Regions from separate parts of the Homo sapiens genome. Here regions 1 and 3 are each linked to region 2. Evidence: chromatin loops called from intact Hi-C (ENCODE). Cell type or tissue: Caco-2. All regions are shown on one strand. Each heading gives the region's core, and the rest is flanking DNA. Links, peaks and the distances in the headings are about the cores only.

Region 1 (5,719 bases), core at 551-5,550, 130 kb after region 2:
ATTGGCATAGTCGCTTTGCATATCCAGTGAGAGAGCAGTTCTGCTCCTGAGTACCCAAGACAGAAGCAAGCATGTGTGCATCAAAGGCATGTGCAAGAATATTCATAGAAGCCTGGCTCTCAAATGTCCATCGACACTAACATGGATAAATTGTGTCACATTCACACAATTGAATACGATGCAGAAATGCAAACTAACACATCACATGTAATGAAATGAATGAATCTCATGAACATAAAGAGAACATACTATATGAATTCATTTATCTAAGTTCAAAAACAAGCACGTTACAGTATGGTGTTAGGAGTCAGAATAATTGTTACCCTGGGGGAAGAGGTAGTTAGTGATAGGAAGGGGGTACAAAGGGGTCTTCTGGGGATCTGTCTTTTGAGATAGTGAATTACCTACATGTCTTCACTTTGTAAAAAGCTATTGAACTTTAAACTTATGATTTATGTTATTTTCTGTGTATTTTATACTTTTTAAAAAGTTTGCCAAAAAAACAGAATAACAAGAAAGGCTAAAGTAACAATGCCTGGGTTTGAATCCTGATTCCATCCCTCCCTCCCTTCCTTCCTTTTTTCCTGTGACAGTCTCACTCTGTCACCCAGGCTGGAGTGCAGTGGCGCGATCTTGGCTCACTGCAACCCCCGCCTCCCAGGCTCAAGCAATTCTCATGCCTCAGCCTCCTGAGTAGCTGAGATTCATCACAGGCCTGTTTCATCACACCCAGCTAATTTTTGATATTTTTTGTGGAGACAGGGTTTCACCATGTTGGCCAGGCTGGTCTTGAACTCCTGACCTCAAGCAATCCACCTGCCTCGGCCTCCCAAAGTGCTAGGATTACAAGCATGAGCCACCATGCCCGGCCCTGATTCCATCTCTAACAGCGTGAGCTTGGGCAAGTTACTTAACTTTTTTGTGCTTTAGTTTTGTCATCTGTAAGAGGGAGATAAGAGCAGTACCTACCTCACAGGGTTGTTGAAAGGATCAAAGGAGATAATCCACGTAAAGTGCTTGAAACAGTGTCAGATACACAGTAACCAGAAAATAACTCTTAAGTAGATACACTTTACAGTGGCTCCTCCATAATAGGTGTGTGGGGGAATCTAAAAATGTACAAAACCCTGGTCTCAAGGAGGTTTTAATCATAATTAGAAAGATGAGATACGTAAAAGAACAACTATTTGACTCTACAAGAGAGTATTGGGAAATTCCAAATGAGCGATGCCGATAAGAAAATCAGAGGAATTTGGTGGAAGGAGTGATTACTGTAGTTTAGAGTGTTCTGGGCAAAACTCATGCCGTTGTTAAAAGTCAGGATAGTCATTATTCACGGTCGGGGAAGAGGTTGGTCAGGAGCACAAAGGCAATTGTTTCTTGATCTGGGTGCTGGTTACATGCATGTGCTCAACTGTGAAAATATATGGAGCTACGATATGTGCACTTTTCTGTATATGCGTTCTACTTCAAGGAGGTTAAAAGGGCATTGGTTTCGAAACCTGGTTGATATTTGACCATAGGCATGTTATGTAAGCTCTATGAGTTTCATTTTCCTCACATATAAACTGTAAATATACCTCCCCTTGGGTTGTCATAGGGTTAATGAAGGCAAAATCCAGTCCAGGATGGGACAGTAAAATATTTCATGTACCTGATCTGCTCACTGAGGAAGAGGGTGACAAACGGAAGCAGACCCTTCCTGTGTTAAGATTTGGAGCCTCTCTCTGGGGTTCATTGCTTTGTTGGAAGAATGACCTCATGTCATTATTGATGTTGTGAATGGAACCTGTTTCAGTGTGTCACTGTGGTGGCGCAATGACTCAGCCACTGGGGCAAAGGGCACTTCTGCCTGTCAGGGCCACTGCTTGACACTTGTCCCACACCACCACTGTTGGTTTCCTTTTTCTGTGCTTAGTCATAGCCACACCTGCAAGTGTGCACAATGCTTGATCCAGGTGTGCACTTAGTAAATATTTACTGAGTGCCTGCTGTGTGTCAGGCTCTGATGGAGCATATAATAATGACTAAAAGCAGAGTAAAAGTAAAACAACATAACACATTGAAGGCTTGCCCTTCAAATATTTTGGTCTACTAACAAGGTAGACATGTTTCTTCTGAAAGCTACTTTTCCCCGTCTCTTCCCTTCTTTCTCTCTGCTTATCCTCTGCTCACCCAATACACATTTTCTTATTCTCATTCTCATTTGTATTCATTATCTCTTTTACACACACACACACACACACACACACCCCCCACACATGTACACCCTCACTGAACTCCATTCCATATAATCAGTCTAACAGCCATTTAACAAAAGCAATCAACTCAGCAAATATTTTTCTACTTGTTCCTGCCCCTCCAAACTATAGATGGCAGTGCCTTACATTAATTATAGCAGAAACAATCATTAAGTGTTCATTCTGTGTACGGCACCATGTCAGGTACTTGCCCACATCATCTGTAATTCTCACAACATCCTGCAGGGCATCGTTATCCCATTTGATAGGTGAGGGACCTGAGGCTTACAGATCTTATATAATTTTCCCACTGTCCCCTACAGCCTGTTTGTGGCACAGCACAAGTCCGCTGTCTCTTGACATGCTGTATTCCTTGTGGAGACATTTGCAGTGTCCTCTCTGATGATTAAATGATGTAAACACCCTCTGTATCAGTTTGTCATGCAATCAACTTTATATGCAAAGCTGTGTATTAGCAGAAGTTGCCACTATGGATTCTGACACCATGGTCATTCTCTTACTTTAATGAGTGTAGTTTGACTAGAAATGTCAGTATAGAACCAGTCAGCCTTGCAAACACTTTCTGAGTTGTTGCATAAATGCTTTAACATTCAGAAGCACTAACCTGCTGCACCATCCGAAGGGATACTGAGCCTATTTCGTTATCTATATTAAAATCTTGGATCCAAGTGAGACTTTCCATCACTACAGGAAGAGCCTGTGTGTATTGAGAAAGTTCTGCCATTTTGGGCCTTCTTTATTAGACTGTCTCTCTTAGACTACTTTAACACTTATTGTTAGCCTCTGTTCCAGAAATTTGTAGACAGATAGGGGTATCTGATGCTGATTAAAGTGAGTATTGCTGTAAGCTGGGCACAGAGGGGCAGCTGATATGGTGCATGCTTACAAATGCTGTTCTAAATGGTTTTCCACAGACAGGCACAGTCCAGAGTGGCTACTACTCCCATTAGTCCTGATGTTTTTGTGTCCTCGCCTCCAGCCTTCTAATAAACCACTCTGATTGGGACAGCCAACTGCCCTCAGTGCACAGTGTCATGTTATGCATTGGGGCTTGAGTCATATTCAAGTGAGGAGGGAGGTCAAAGCTAGCAAATCACCATGGGCTTAAGATCTAGGCTTAAGCTGTTTAGCCTCAGAAACTTAATATTATTGTATTGAGAAGCAAGCATTTCTGGAGATTGACAAATCTACAATAGGAGATGTATATTGGGCAATATGACTAATAACAGTTATTTGTTCAAAAACTAAAAGCTACTAAAAATGGAGTTTCCTCTGCATGGGCTCAGTTCTTTACATGTATTTTTTCCAGTTCTCACAACAACCCTTCAAGTTTTTGAGTAATTATTCACATTTCACAAATGTGAATACTGAGCTGGCATCCCAACCAGATGTATTTACTTCCAAATCTTGAGCACGTTCCACTCTGTCTCAATGTCTTCAGACATTCTCTCTGCTAGTATATCACCCAACTGAAATGTCAGCTCCTTTGCCAGTTTGGCTTCAACTATCCCAGGCAGAATTACTGGTCATTTCCTCTTTTGGGTTCACACAGCACTTTTTATATACCCATAAGAACACTTTGTGTTGTATTGTAATTGCTTTTGCTGTATTGTGGTTGTTGGTTTATTTGCCTGTTGCCTCTGCTAGTCTCTGAACTTCTTAAAGGTAGTGACAAAGTCTTATTCCTTCTTTTACATTTAGCTTGTCATAGGACCTGGCAGTGTTGTGTAGTGTGGAAGGACTGAGTTTAAATCTTGTGTCTTTTTTGGCTGACATTATGTTTTTCGGACATGGTTTACTGCCTAGTAACAAATAGAGTATGTTCAATAAATATTGAATGAGAGAATATAATCTTAGATATTATTTTTTCTCTATTAATTATTTCTATTATTAAAGCTGAAGGATAAAAATATCTTCCTTATGGGGTTGGTGTGAGATTAAATGAATGAATCAAACCTGGAGAAATGATGGTGCAATAGTAACTTCTGAGATTCAGAGAATGGTTATGAGATTCGTCATGTTGTTGCATATATAAATGGTCATTTTATTTTTATTGCTATAGTGGTATTCTATGATATGAATATGATACTCTTTGCTTATTCATTCTCCTATTGATAGGCATTTGGGGTGTTTCCAGGTTTTCACTATTATTAATAAAGCTGCTGTGAACATTCTTGAACAAGTCTATTTGTAGACATATTTTTCATTTCTCTTGAGAACAAACATAGGAGTAGAATTGTTGGGTCATAAAGTAGGTGAATGTTTAAATTTATCATTTAAACCATTTTTAACTGCCAAACCATTTTTAAATGTGATTTTACCATTTTATACTCTCACCAATGACGCACGAGAGTCCTAGTTGCTCCACATCTTTGTTCACATTTGATATTATCATGGGAGTATTTAGGATCTCATTATAGCTTAATTTGTACTTGCCTGGTGTCTGATGATGCTGAGCACCTTTTCATGTGCTATCTAGCCATTTATATAGTTTCGTTGTGGCCTACTGAGGTGTTTGTATTTTTATTATTGATTTCTGGGAGTTATGTATTCTTTTATCAGTGGCTTGCCTTTTAACTTTTTTACTGATGTCTTGATAAATTGATGAAGTACAATTTATTTATATTTTTTCTTTTATGGTTAGCGCCTCTTGTGTCCTAAGAAATTTTTGCCTACCCTAAGGTCATGGAGATATTTTTCTATGTTTTCCTCTAGAAGCTTTATAGTTTTGGCTTTCTTGTAGATCTGTGATCCCTTTCAGATTAATTTTTAGACAGAGAGAGAGAAGGAAGGGTAAAGGTCTACTTTTTCTGTATGGATATCTAGTTGCTCCAGGATGTTTTATTGAGAACTTTTTTTCTTGAATTCCATGGCATCTTTGCCCAAACTCAAGTGACTTTACATGCGTGGGTCCACTTCTACACTCTTCATTTTGTTCCATTAACTTATTTATCTTTCCTATGAGATTGTCTTAATTACTGAAACTTTATAGTCAATCTTGAAATTTGGTAGTTTTGAGTCCTACAACATTTTTCTTCTTTGAGATTGTCTTGGTGATTGATAGGCTTTGATAGAAATTGACCAACTATCAAAAAAATTTTTTTAAGCCTGGGAGTTTTTATTGGAATCATATTGATTCTATAGATCAATTTAAAAAAAAAAAAAATTTTTTTTCCATCTTAACAATTTTGAGTTTTCAAATCCATGAACATGAAATCTCTCCATTTATTTAGGCCTTCTTTAACTTCTCTCAACAGTGAAGAGGCCTTACACATCTTTTATTAAGTTTACTTCTATGTAGTTGATATTTTTATGCTATAGTAAACAATATTTTTAGAGGTCTTATTTCCAGTTGACTTGTTACTAGTATTTTAATATATAATTGAGTTTTTAAAGAATGACTTTGTATCCTGAGGACTTGCTGTATTCAGTTTTACAATTATTTTTACTTTTGTTAA
Region 2 (5,719 bases), core at 376-5,375:
TATCCTTCCAGTCTGGAACTGAAGAATGCCCTGTTGAAGACCACGATAGGGTGTGGCCCTAGTCTCCTTAATACCACCCTATTAGCCTGTCAGGGGTTTTCATCAGTCACTTCATGTTTATTAAGTACCTACTTAATTGGGGATACACTGATTGAGGATACATCGCTAAGTAATGCACAGTGTGCTAGTTAGAAAGATGGCCATTTGAGCAGATCACTAGAATGCTGTTGCTTATTGATGTTATGGGAATATAAGACCGGCAAGAGGTTCACAGCTTAGCCTGGGAGAATGAGTGAAGGCTTCACAGAGGAAAGAATATTTGAGTTTTGAGCACTAAGCAGTAGTCACCAGGGAAGAAATGCGATACAGGGGGCGAACTAAATAAAGCATTTTGCTAGAGACAGAGAACAGACCAAGACATAAGCAGTTCCTGGCCTCAGTAAGATTCCAAGGTAATGGAAGTAGAATTCAGGTTCTTCTTTCACTTGTCACTCTTCCTTCATTTGCCATCCTTTCACTTGTCATCCCTGGGCTGAGTTTAATGTGATGTGATGAGGGTTGAGCAGTTTGACAAACCATCTTGGGTCAGCTTGGTTCTCTGGCTGAAACAGTCCTTCTTCTTTGGAGTGATAGTTTGACCAATCCAAATGGAACTTCTGCTTTGGCAGAAGCCACAGCTATGGAAAGCCAGCAACCTGAATTATGGGCTGATGTCTCCATGTGCTTCCGATGCTTGGAGAGGGATGCCCATGAAAGAACTCTCCTCACACAGTCCACACCACCCCGTGCTCTGTCTGGTGTTCCTCCCAGGTGAGGTTCAACCCATGCGTGTCCACCTATTCAATATAAAGTGAATCAACTGAGGCCCGGCGCGGTGGCTTACGCCTGTAATCCCAGCACTTTGGGAGGCCGGGGCGGGCCGATCACTTGAGGCCAGGAGTTTGAGACAGCCTGGCCAACATGGTGAAACCCCGTCTCTACTAAAAATACAAAAATTAGCCGGGCGTGGTGGCACGTGCCTGTAATCCCAGCTACTCAGGAGGCTGAGGCATGAGAATAGCTTGAACCCGGGAGGCAGAGGTTGCAGAGAGCCAAGATCGTGCCACTGCACTCCAGCCTGGGCGACAGAGCGAGACTCCGGCTAAAAAAAAAAAAAAAAAAAAAAAATTGAAGTGAATCAAGTGTTTGTCCATTGATATAAACTGGAGAAAACAGAGGTAATTTCCTCTTGGGGTCTTGGGCTCCTCAAAGTAAATGACTGTAAGCTCACCCTAAGGTAAGGGTCAACACTGTTCAGAGTGGGTGAAACTGTTAAAGCCTTGAGTCTTTACTTCTCTCCTAAGCCAAATTTCTTGCTCAAGGCGTTCTGTCAACATAGGAGAATAAACAAGGGGGAAATGTCTGTAGAAAAATGTCTACATACTTGCTTTCAAGGTAGTGCCACCAAGCCAAAGGTCCTACAATGTAAGTTGTGTTACTTACTTCTACTCATTTCCTATCTGGGTGTTTAGAGAGGGTGTTTTATGAGTAGCAGAACAAAGGTCTGGTGGCACCCAGATTTATGTTTTGTTTTCATTCCTTAGAAAGATTCAGGGCAGGTGGGAGAAGAGACGGAGGACAGAGCAATTTCAATTCCCTATACGCCCTCGGTTCTAACCAGTGCCTCTCCTCCACAGTGTGGAGTGACTGCTGGTGTGTCTTTCAATGAAAATCTCTCCAGACTAAAAACTGGTGTCACTTGTCCACATGTTCACGGGGCATATGGATGTTCTTATGACAGCCTCTGTATTTCTGAATTAATAAATGTAAAGCGTTTGGAATAGTGCCTAGTAAATAATATGCACCATAAAAACGTTAGGGTCATTATCATTATCCAGCCTCATCTCTCTAGCTAGGTATGAACTTCCCTGTAATTGAAGATCTCACCATTTTTATCTTTTTTCCCCCTAAACACCTAGCACGGTGTTTTTAATAATTTGTTGGCGTGATTAAGACCTTAAACAAGTTGCTCTCCCTTTGAGAGCTCAGGTAGGACCACTGAGAGGTTGTGTGTAGAGTCCGATATGAGTCCACAGAACTATTTGGCGCCCGCTGTTTACAAGCCACTGTCCTGAGCCTACGCCCTTTGTAGAGTCAAAAGTATCAATAAATGAACGTACAGGAGTGAGGCTGGTTGAGCAATGATTCCCGCTCCTAGGAGGTCTCAACTACCAGCCCGCAGGCGGAGCGGGTGGGACTCCCATGCGCTCCCCATTCCACGCCATTTCCATGTCGCTCGAATCGATGCTTTCCGTGTTGCCTCGTGCCTGGACGGCCGGCCCCACTAGGCGCAGAGGGGAAGAATCCCAGCTTCGGGGTCTGGTTGGGGCCCCGGGAGCCGCGGGAAAGCGAGTCTGCGGCGCGGGAAGCTTGGCCAGCAGATCCCGGCGGCGCCCGGCCAGTCCCCCCGCCCCGGCTCCCCGGCTGCCCAATCATGGCGCGGCTCGGGAGCGCGCCGCGGCCAATCAGGAGCGGCGGGAGCGGCGCCGGGAGCCGGCGGGCGCAGAGCGAGCTCGAGTCTGGAGCCGGCGTCGGCGCTGCGGCCGGGAGGGATCGTGGCGAGAGCAGTGCGGCCGGGTGGGTATCCCGCGGCCAGAGAAGCCGGCTTTGCCGCGGCGACCTTTCGGCGGACGCCGGGGACCCTGCGGACCGCGGCGCAGGTAACTGCACCCACGCCCCGCAGCAGGAGGCGAGCGCGCCCCCCAAGAGGGGCCCCGCAGGTGGAGCGGGCGGGGGGCGGGGGCGGGGGCGGGGGCGGGCCGGCCGCGAGGTCCTAGCGCCGCTGTGCCCCCTGGCGCCCCCGAGCCTGCCTGGTCGAGCCACGCGGAGGCGCGGCGTTTCCACCAGCCGCGGGCGTCCCGGGGTGGGGGAGGACGAGGGGACTCTGCTTAAGGCAGGTAGGGGTGGAGGAGGACTCCTGCGACACCTGGCCCCATACACAGACACTTCTGGCCGACGGGTGTCTTCGAGATTGGGACGCCCAGGATGTCTTCATCGGCCCGAGTGGGGAGGCGACAACAGGTGTCCCTGGGGACGGTGCTTCCCCTACACTCCCCTCGCCTGAAACCCCGGGTTGGCGCCGCGCCCCGCCTTCGGGGTGTCGGGAGGCAGGACCCCAGCTTGGCCTCAGGCGCTCTGCCCGCTGGACAGCGCCCAGAGGCGGCCTGGACGTGGGGCTTGGATGGAGTTTTCTCTGCGCGTTGCCAAGCAATTTGCCTGACACCCGCCTCTCGCTGGGATGAAGAGTTGAAGATGAGAGTGCGTGTGTGCGCGCGCGTGTGCGTGTGTGTGCATTCGTGCGTGTGTGTGCGCGTCCGTGTGTTCTGGTGCAACCCCTACTGGAAGGAGCTGCCTGAGGGCTGTGAGTGAATCATTAACTGTGCTTTTGTGCAGCTCCTGGTCTCTGCCTGCCTCCCCGCCTCTCCCGACGCTCCCCGTTTCCCCCTTGAGCAGGTCCTTCTTACTCTCTGTGCCTCCCTCTCCTGATCTGTAAGGTGGCGATAATGATTGCACCGGTCTGATAGCGTTGTTTTGAGGATTATATGAGCCAATGCCTGAAAAACACCCAGCACAGCGCTAAGCACTCAATAAATACCGGCTCTTATTATTTATTATACGGAGTGGATGGGCTTTTAAAGAGTAAATCAGACGTGTCCAAACTGGCCTAGCAACCATTTGCAGCTCTGAACAGCTTTCTACACTTGAAAGGAAAAAAATGCTATTATTAATGAGACCGATGGTATCTTTAAAGGTAGCATGTCCTTTTGGGGGGCGGTAAAAAACCGATCCATTGGAATGGTGAGAGAGATAAATGCATTCCAACTAGTAACTGAGAAAAGCTTTGTGACCTTTGAAAAAATTGGTATGAATATTGTGTGAAAATAATATCATGGTACTTTGTTAAGTGTTCACCTTTCAGTAGCATGGCTGATTTGGGGGAAGTATTTGAAAGTTTTATACTTTTTACTCCTCCCTTAAACGAAAAGGTAAAATTAAAAAGAGAGGGAGGGAGAAAGAGAGAGAGAGAAAAAAAACTCAACCACACAGCAAAAATGCCAGTGGCTCATAGAAACCTAAAATTGCAGTTGCTACTTTTAGGTGTTTTTTTTCCTATGCCTGACCTGGGTGGTCTGGTTTAATTCTTTGTCACTGTGTCACTTTCTTTTCTTGGTTAATCTGAAAAGTCAATAATTGGCCCGTTTTATTTTTCTTTTTAAAACTTAAAATATCGACATGTAGCGGACCTGCTTGGAGTTCTGAACCCCCTGCTCAATTGCCTCCTACTGTGTGACGAATCCAAAAAACCTTCTCAAAGCTTCTCTAGGGTGATGTCAGTGGGAATCTGTCTTACCACACCATACTACCCCCTATCCCCCAACCCATAGGCTAGGAACTGGGGAAAGGATGCAAACAAAATGCCCCAGTTCTTCTAGGGTCTCTTGTGCTTTTGCCAGGAGCCTTAGAATGAATACATTGACTTAGAGGAAATGCTTATCTTCTCAGGGGGTAAGAAGCCCACTTCCAGATGCAATCTTTCAAGTCTCAGATTAGCATGGCAGCCCTTTCAGTTGTTGATAAGAGGACTTTTACTCTCTCCAGTGGCGTGGGAGGATCTGAACGCTTGCTGCTGGGGGTAGTAAGAGAGATGTGTTGGGCGGGGCAAAGACTTCTGAGTTCAGAGCCAGACTCCCACCTCGTGAGATCTCAGACTGTGACTGATTCTGGGAAACTTCAACAAATTGCTTTGTTTTTCTGAGCCAGGCTTCTGCTTTATAAAATGAGTTGTTGAATTTTTAATTTTATTATTATTTTTTCTTAGAAGTTGTTCTAAGGATAGTACTAATGAATGGAGGCGCCGTGGCACAGTTCCAGGGATGTGGTTACAGGTCTGTAGCATCCAGAGAAGATCTTAAAAGTTATACCTGGGAAAGACACAAAAAGCTTGACCGAGGGGTAACACTTGAGCTGAGTGTAGAATGATGAGCAAGTCTCTTGTGCAGGCAGGGGTGAGGTGGGATTGGAAACAAGGTAGAGCAGAGAAGAGAAGACATTCCAGACTGAGAGAAGTGATCAAAAGGACTGTTACAGTCAGTTTAACGGTAAATAACAAGTAACCCCCAAATCTCAGTGATTTATAACAGCCAAGATTTAGTTCCCTCTCATGCTGCATGTCCAGTGTAAGTCAGGCATAGTTCTACCCCTCACTTGTCATCATTCTGGGACCCACTGAGGCTTAAGAAACAGCTTCTCTCTGGGACAATGTGGATCTTATTTATGACAAAGGGAAAAAGGACATGATAGAACAAAACTGTAGCATCTAAAGTCTGCTCAGAAGTAGCAGCCATCACTTCAGCTCTCATGCTGTTGGTCAAGGTAACTCACATGGCAAAGTCTGCTGTCCGTGGTATGGGGAAGTCTAAACCAGCTGCAGACAGCAAGGTATGGCTGAGCAGGAGGAAAAGTGCTGAAGGAAACAAGATCAGGAGGTGGCCCAGTGGCAGATGATGAAGGACCCTGGGTCGGGTGCCAGGGGATTGGGACTTTATCCATTGGCAGGGAGCAGCCACTGAAGAGTTTTGAGTTGGGCTTTGACAGGGTCAGATTTTCCTGCTGAACACACATTTCTAGTGGCCAGGTGGAGAGAAGATTGAAATAGGTGAGCTAAAAAGCAAGAGGCGAT
Region 3 (5,719 bases), core at 502-5,501, 110 kb after region 2:
AAAATAGATTTTAATGAAATACGTAGGTGGAAAAAATATATATTGTCTAACATAACATGTCGTGGCCAAAAACAGAAACGGGAAATGTATGCTTTCATTTTGGAAAGTATAAGCCTTTAATATTAATAGCATCCCAGTTAATGAATGAGGAAGAAATGGAAGAAAATCATTTTTCAATCCCTAGGAAATAATACCAAGGCATTGATTCTCAGTGGTTGCTAAGTGCACAAATACCAGAACTTATCAAACGCCAGTTGCCTCTTGATGGAAGTACGTAAGACTGCCTTTTAACTAGCTAGTCTGTCCGAAAATCAAATCTAAATGCGATCAAACTTCTAAATCTAACTATAAATTCCAAAGGGAGAGGAACATGTTAAATCATACCATGATCAAAATGTAGATTGTGGGACATTTTCTGGCAAAGAACCAGGTTCTTCAAGAAGTAAATTGCAAGGAAGAAAAATAAAGATGGAAAAAGAATGTTTAGATAAAACGACAACACCTATGAACCAACTGCAGTATTGACTTGAACAAAGTATAAAAAAAAATTTGATATATTTAGAGGAATTTAACACTGTCTAGAGACTGGATAATATTAAATAATTATAATTCACATTTTATTTTATTTTGAGATGGAGTCTTGCGCTGTTGCTCAGGCTGGAGTGTAGTGGCACAATCTTGGCTGACTGCAGCCTCTGCCTCTCAGGTTCAAGCAATTCTCGTGCCTCAGCCTCCCAAATAGCTGGGATTACAGGCGCGTGCCACCACGCCTGGCTAATTTTTGTATTTTTAGTAGAGACGGGGTTTTGCCATGTTGGCTTCCTTACTTAGGACAATGGGTGGGGAGGAATAAAAAAGAAAGAATTGTCAGGAGTGCAGGAGGATTAGGTCAAACTGTACACCCCAAATCAATCTAAGGTCCCAAGTAATGTCTCAAACTATGAAGACACTTCTGCAACTGTGTTAGCAGGGATAAAACCCATGGAATGATGTTGAAAGCCTCTGGTTTATACAGAAAAACATATTGAGAAAATAGGAAAGTATTGATTCACATTATCCCTAGACAGTTTTTCTAAGAAATGAGTCAGTCAAATCATTCCTCAAATGACCTTTTAATTCTAAGGAGGCAGGCAGGGGAAGCTATTTCTAGTTAAACGAGTAATGCCTGTTCTAACTTGTATATTAATATTGTGTCAAATTTGTGATACAATATGTTTGTATGTACACCGTAGAGTATGTTGGAGTTCCTTGTGTAATGCAGGTTTCAAATGTGGGCACATTTTAAAATTGTTTCATTACTGAGACAGTATAACAAGGTATATACTTTTAGAGAAGATCCACACAATCTTCTGGATATTCTTTCCATCATCAGTAAAAAGGAGGGGTTGTATGAGCCAATCTCGCAAAATCTGAGTCATGGAACATCATTTTACTATTTTACATGATTATTAGATTTACTGTTGTGTCTCTGTTTTTACAAGATTTTATTGATTATGTCTTGAATTTATAGGAAACCAACATGAGGTCTTGGAACAGAACCCGTAATTACAACATTGTTCCTAAGGGAAAATAGGATCCACTTTATAGTGTGGCTTTTAGGAACACAGCGTGGCAAAAATCAGGGTGGCCAATGCCATGTTTGCTTCATTAATAAAACTTCAAGCATTTATTTTGCCGTTCTTGTGTGCTGGGTGCATACTCTGAGGTTGCTCTCTCGATCTGTAAAATGAGGATAATAATAGCAACTGATTGCTGGGGTTGTTTAGGGTAAGGCTTTATTCAATTAATACATTGGGGTGAGAGAGCTGGAAGAGGGAAGAAATTCGTTTCTCTGTCACTTTTTTTTTTTTAACCCGTAGAGTAAAACGTGTAGTATCTATTCAATTGTAATCATGTTTACAGGGGTGTGAGTCCCTCTTCTTTATCCCTTCTCAGTCTGCCCCTCTGTGCATACTGTGGCCCCTATTGCAGACCCTTCTATAAAGTGGTAATCCAGTATTTTAGACCTAACTTTTACTTTTCTTGACTCTAACTTGCCCAAGCAATTCTATATGCTGATATGGAAAATCTCAAATGTATCATTAAGTTTTTTTTAAGTGCCAAATAACACATCACGGGTATCCTTTAATCCAAGTTATGTTGTTTTTAAGAGGGTAGTCATATATGCTTTATATACATAAACATTTCTGAACCAGATACATAAGAAATTGCTAACAGTGGTTACCTCTGGGGAATGGGACAGATTGTTAAGAATAATAGAGAATTTTTTACTTTTTATTTTATGCCCTTATATACTGTTTGAAGTTTTTTATAATGAATTTTTTATAAGTTCAAAAAAAAGAGGAGGAGAAAAAAACAACACATCTCTTTAATACTGTTTCCCAAATTCAGAAGATCCCTTCCCCTCTTTGGGAAGGGAAACGTGGCACACTGTAGGTCCTGAACTTGGAGAGTCACAATGTATATTAGCATACAAAAGGCTATGAGAAGCTACGGTAGAGAAACCTATATAGTACATTTTCCCCCTTTTATTGCACTTACTAGAAACCCACAGAATTACATTTCATGGCATATCAGTTTTGGAAAAGTTATAAAACTTTAAGGAAAGGTATCTAGCCTTAGGTCAGCTGCAGGTGGAGGAAAGGTGAGTGTTGGAGTGGTGAAAGGCATTCCTGGCTGTATGGTGGGAGGATACCAGGTCTTGGGTTCAGGCAAACCTGGGTCCAAATCCGGGGTCTCCCATTCACTAGCTGGCCCAGCATGAGCCAAGTTCCCTAACCTCTGGGTCTCAGTGTGCTCACATGTGAAAGAGGAACAGTTATCCTCCCTCATAAGCACATTTTTAGGGTTAATTGAGGCAAGTACCTGTTCCGTCGCCCTCCGCTCCATCTCCCTCAGCTGTATTACTGCCATGCCTTTGTTTATGAACACCCATGCTTCCTCCAAACCAACAAGTTATTATCCATTTGTGAAAGGCTTCATTTCAGGATTAATCAGAGGTCAGGCTATCAAATAAGTTCTTGAACTTTCAATGTGAATCCATTTCTAAAATCTTGATTTCTAGATGCCTACTTCAAGAATGTGCCCCTTGGACAAGGCAAAGTCCATAGGCACTGGGAGACTGTTGAGAATCCTGTTTCTCTAAAATTCAGCCTAAAAGTGACTCCAGAAACTCATTGTTTAAATCACATCCAGGTTTGCTTGCTCCAGGCTCTTCCAGACCCCTGCCCCAGAGTAACCCTTCACTCTCATTTCCTATGCTAGTGTTAACACTCTAACTCGGAGGAAACAAATTTCAGAGTGAAATGCAAAAGGATGTGTGCTAAAGCACTGCCTTTTGAAGTAACCTTTGCATTAAGCCCTTAGAATCTAATTACCCAAGTGTTATTTGCCTCCCTAAGTACCCATGCCCATGCAGACTGAGCTTAAAGTTCAGGAAGTAATCACAAAAGGAAATCAGAAGGGAGATCTCAGGCTCAGCCTCTGAAGACTCTCCTGTCTGCGCCTGGCCTCTCCCTCCTCCTGGGTGTGTCTGCCCGCCAGAGAAGGCCAGTGAGTAACCTGCACATTTTTTTTTCATCTTGGCCCTTCCCACCCAGACAAGAGGACGGAGTGGCAGACAGGCAGGCAGACGGCAGTGAGTCCTGTTCAAGCATGCTCGGAGCATACCTCCACCCGCACCCACCGCCTGGACCCCTCGCCACCCTCACCCCAGCCCAAGAGGAGCCAGAACCCCGGCGAGGGTCCGGAGGGGGCCTCTGCTCCCAATGGTAAGGGCTGCCCGCAGCAGGAACGCTTCATTCATTTTATTTGCTTTGGTGTTGGCTTTTCTTTTTGATTGTGTTTAGATGGCAGAATTTCTGAGACAATTGAAGGTGTTTTGTTTGGTTAGTTCTCGGTGGTCCCCAGACAAAGAAATGTCTTTTCGCAGGAGGGTTTATTAGAAGTTGTAACCCGATAGCCTGGCCTGGGAAGAAAACTTAACATGCTAATTACCTCTAGTTAGTACAATGTACCCTTTTGGCACTGTAGAAAAACAAAACAAAACAAAAAACTACATTGCTTACCAAATAGGTTTTGAGGAAGAAAAAGTGTGAAGGATTGTGGACATTTTAATAGATAGGCACCTCTGACTAATTGAAATGTAGCTTAAGTGTCAAGATAGCTTTGTAATAGACCAAGGTGATGTTTTGTCTCAAAACAAACAAAAAGAGACCCTTTATTTAAAGGAGTTCAGTGTGGAACGGAAGATGCAAGGTGGGGTTTGAGGAAAAGAGTTACAAGGTAAGTCCAATTAAATATTTGTGAACATGAAGGTATTGAATTAAATCTGTGGTGCTAATGGGAAGAAAAAAGTCTGTGTTCAATGTGGAATTTGTGTGGCATTTAAGGGAGAAAACTGAGATCTTTGTATAGTGTGTTGAGAATTCTTTGAGAGAATGGTCGGGAGGCAAATGGTGGAGGCTGGGAAGCAGGTTTTGTGCAGGGAGCTGGTGCCAAGGCCCTCTCCCTCAGTTGCTGTGGGTGAGAGAGTAATTCAGAGTAATCAAGCACTGCATTGTTAACAGGCTTGTGTGTCTCAAATATTTATTCTAAACACAAGCCGTTGATTGCACTGACATGTGAAGGAATAAAGTTGCTGCCTCTGTTCTTGGCCTAGTCCAAACTTTAATACCTGGGAAGATATTCATAAACATGTAGGAAAGACAAGGCTACATGTAAAGTTAATTTGAGGAATTACATCAGAGTGTGAGGATGCTAAGCTAAGGGGTTTTATAGGAGGGCGGTATGGGAAATGCAATAGAAATTGCCCAAACTGAGGCACTGCCATGACACCTGTGAAGGTTTGACCTATGCCAGATGACTCTGAATATGCAGCACAGGTTTGTTTTAGGCAACTCTGTGCAGGCAACTTAAGGATTCCCTGTACGGAGCAGCCTATGCTTAACATATCCAGGTTTCTAGAGCTGCAGCAAATTGCCCTAAAACACAGTGTACCAAGATGGCACATCTGAACTTTCTGGCATATAGGAAGTCTATGAAGTTGGCTGTGAGTGAGGGTATGAGTTGGGAGGGTCACAGGTAGGGTGAAAATTTCTCTCTTAGGGTGAATGCCCCTCTTCCAAGTTTCAGGAAAGTGCAGTAGTATGTCTTTTGCTGGAGGTAAATCAGCACTACGTCATCATTGTCATGCCCAGTGTTCCTGTGGTGATAATGCCAGTAGTTTGTTTTTTTGCGGCTCTAGTTTCCCCTTGGCTGATTAATCGAAAGCATAGATTGCTTGCAGCCCCATCAGCCAGCTCATTAGAAGACAATCCAAGAATGCCACTTATTTGGAGGCCAAGTGAGCAAGAAGTGGGGGTAGGAACCATGATGATGATTTTGCCTAGAGATTGCTGGTTCAAATTTGTGACTTTTCAGTTATGATTAAAAAACAAATAGAAGCCACTGTAAGTCGCCCATGCAGTTAACGGCACTGATAGCCATCCTGACTCTCATAGGCATTTGTACATTGGATGCTACACGTTACGGTACAAAACCATCACCACTCCAAACGTGCTTCTCTCCCAGAATCAGTGCTCAGGAATAGAATACAGTTTAGAAGAGTGTTGGCAAATTTCCTCCATGTAGTGCCAGCCCCTTGTTAACTTCAGTAGGGATGGCACCAATTCAAGAGGTGGAAGAAGAGACCCAGGGCCAGCAAACACGACAGGTTTTT

The links. Hi-C counts contacts between places; a loop is a spot of excess contacts. Peaks named below come from ENCODE experiments on the same cell type or tissue, not always from the same donor. Only the 100,000 strongest peaks of a DNase experiment are listed, where the experiment ranks them.
Region 1: a loop joins it to region 2, with 5 times the contacts of the local background. A loop is called at or near these places in 5 of 110 quality-filtered maps.
Region 3: it touches region 2 in a loop (1.9-fold over the local background); 5 of 110 quality-filtered maps call a loop at or near these places.

Annotation. Positions count from the first base shown.
Region 1 is chr14:81,299,593-81,305,311 of GRCh38, reverse strand. The region is part of intron 5 of STON2 (stonin 2); the gene reads left to right. Among named protein-coding and RNA genes, the nearest start is that of GTF2A1-AS1, 81 kb to the right of the region's middle. RefSeq lists a cis regulatory region at 1,819-1,829 and an enhancer at 1,752-1,896. In Caco-2, for the core only: a CTCF peak has its summit at 2,427; a DNase peak (open chromatin) is centred at 1,841; H3K4me3 peaks cover 303 bases.
Region 2 is chr14:81,433,301-81,439,019 of GRCh38, reverse strand. It overlaps a transcript of STON2 not described here. Among named protein-coding and RNA genes, the nearest start is that of LINC02308, 14 kb to the left of the region's middle. In Caco-2, for the core only: no CTCF peak of the experiment used is centred there; DNase peaks (open chromatin) are centred at 2,479, 3,019 and 3,379; H3K4me3 peaks cover 2,591 bases.
Region 3 is chr14:81,322,068-81,327,786 of GRCh38, reverse strand. STON2 (stonin 2) reads left to right here. Exons shown (of 8, transcript NM_001394390.1): 5 at 3,600-3,770. Among named protein-coding and RNA genes, the nearest start is that of STON2, 75 kb to the left of the region's middle. In Caco-2, for the core only: no CTCF peak of the experiment used is centred there; a DNase peak (open chromatin) is centred at 3,576; H3K4me3 peaks cover 1,164 bases.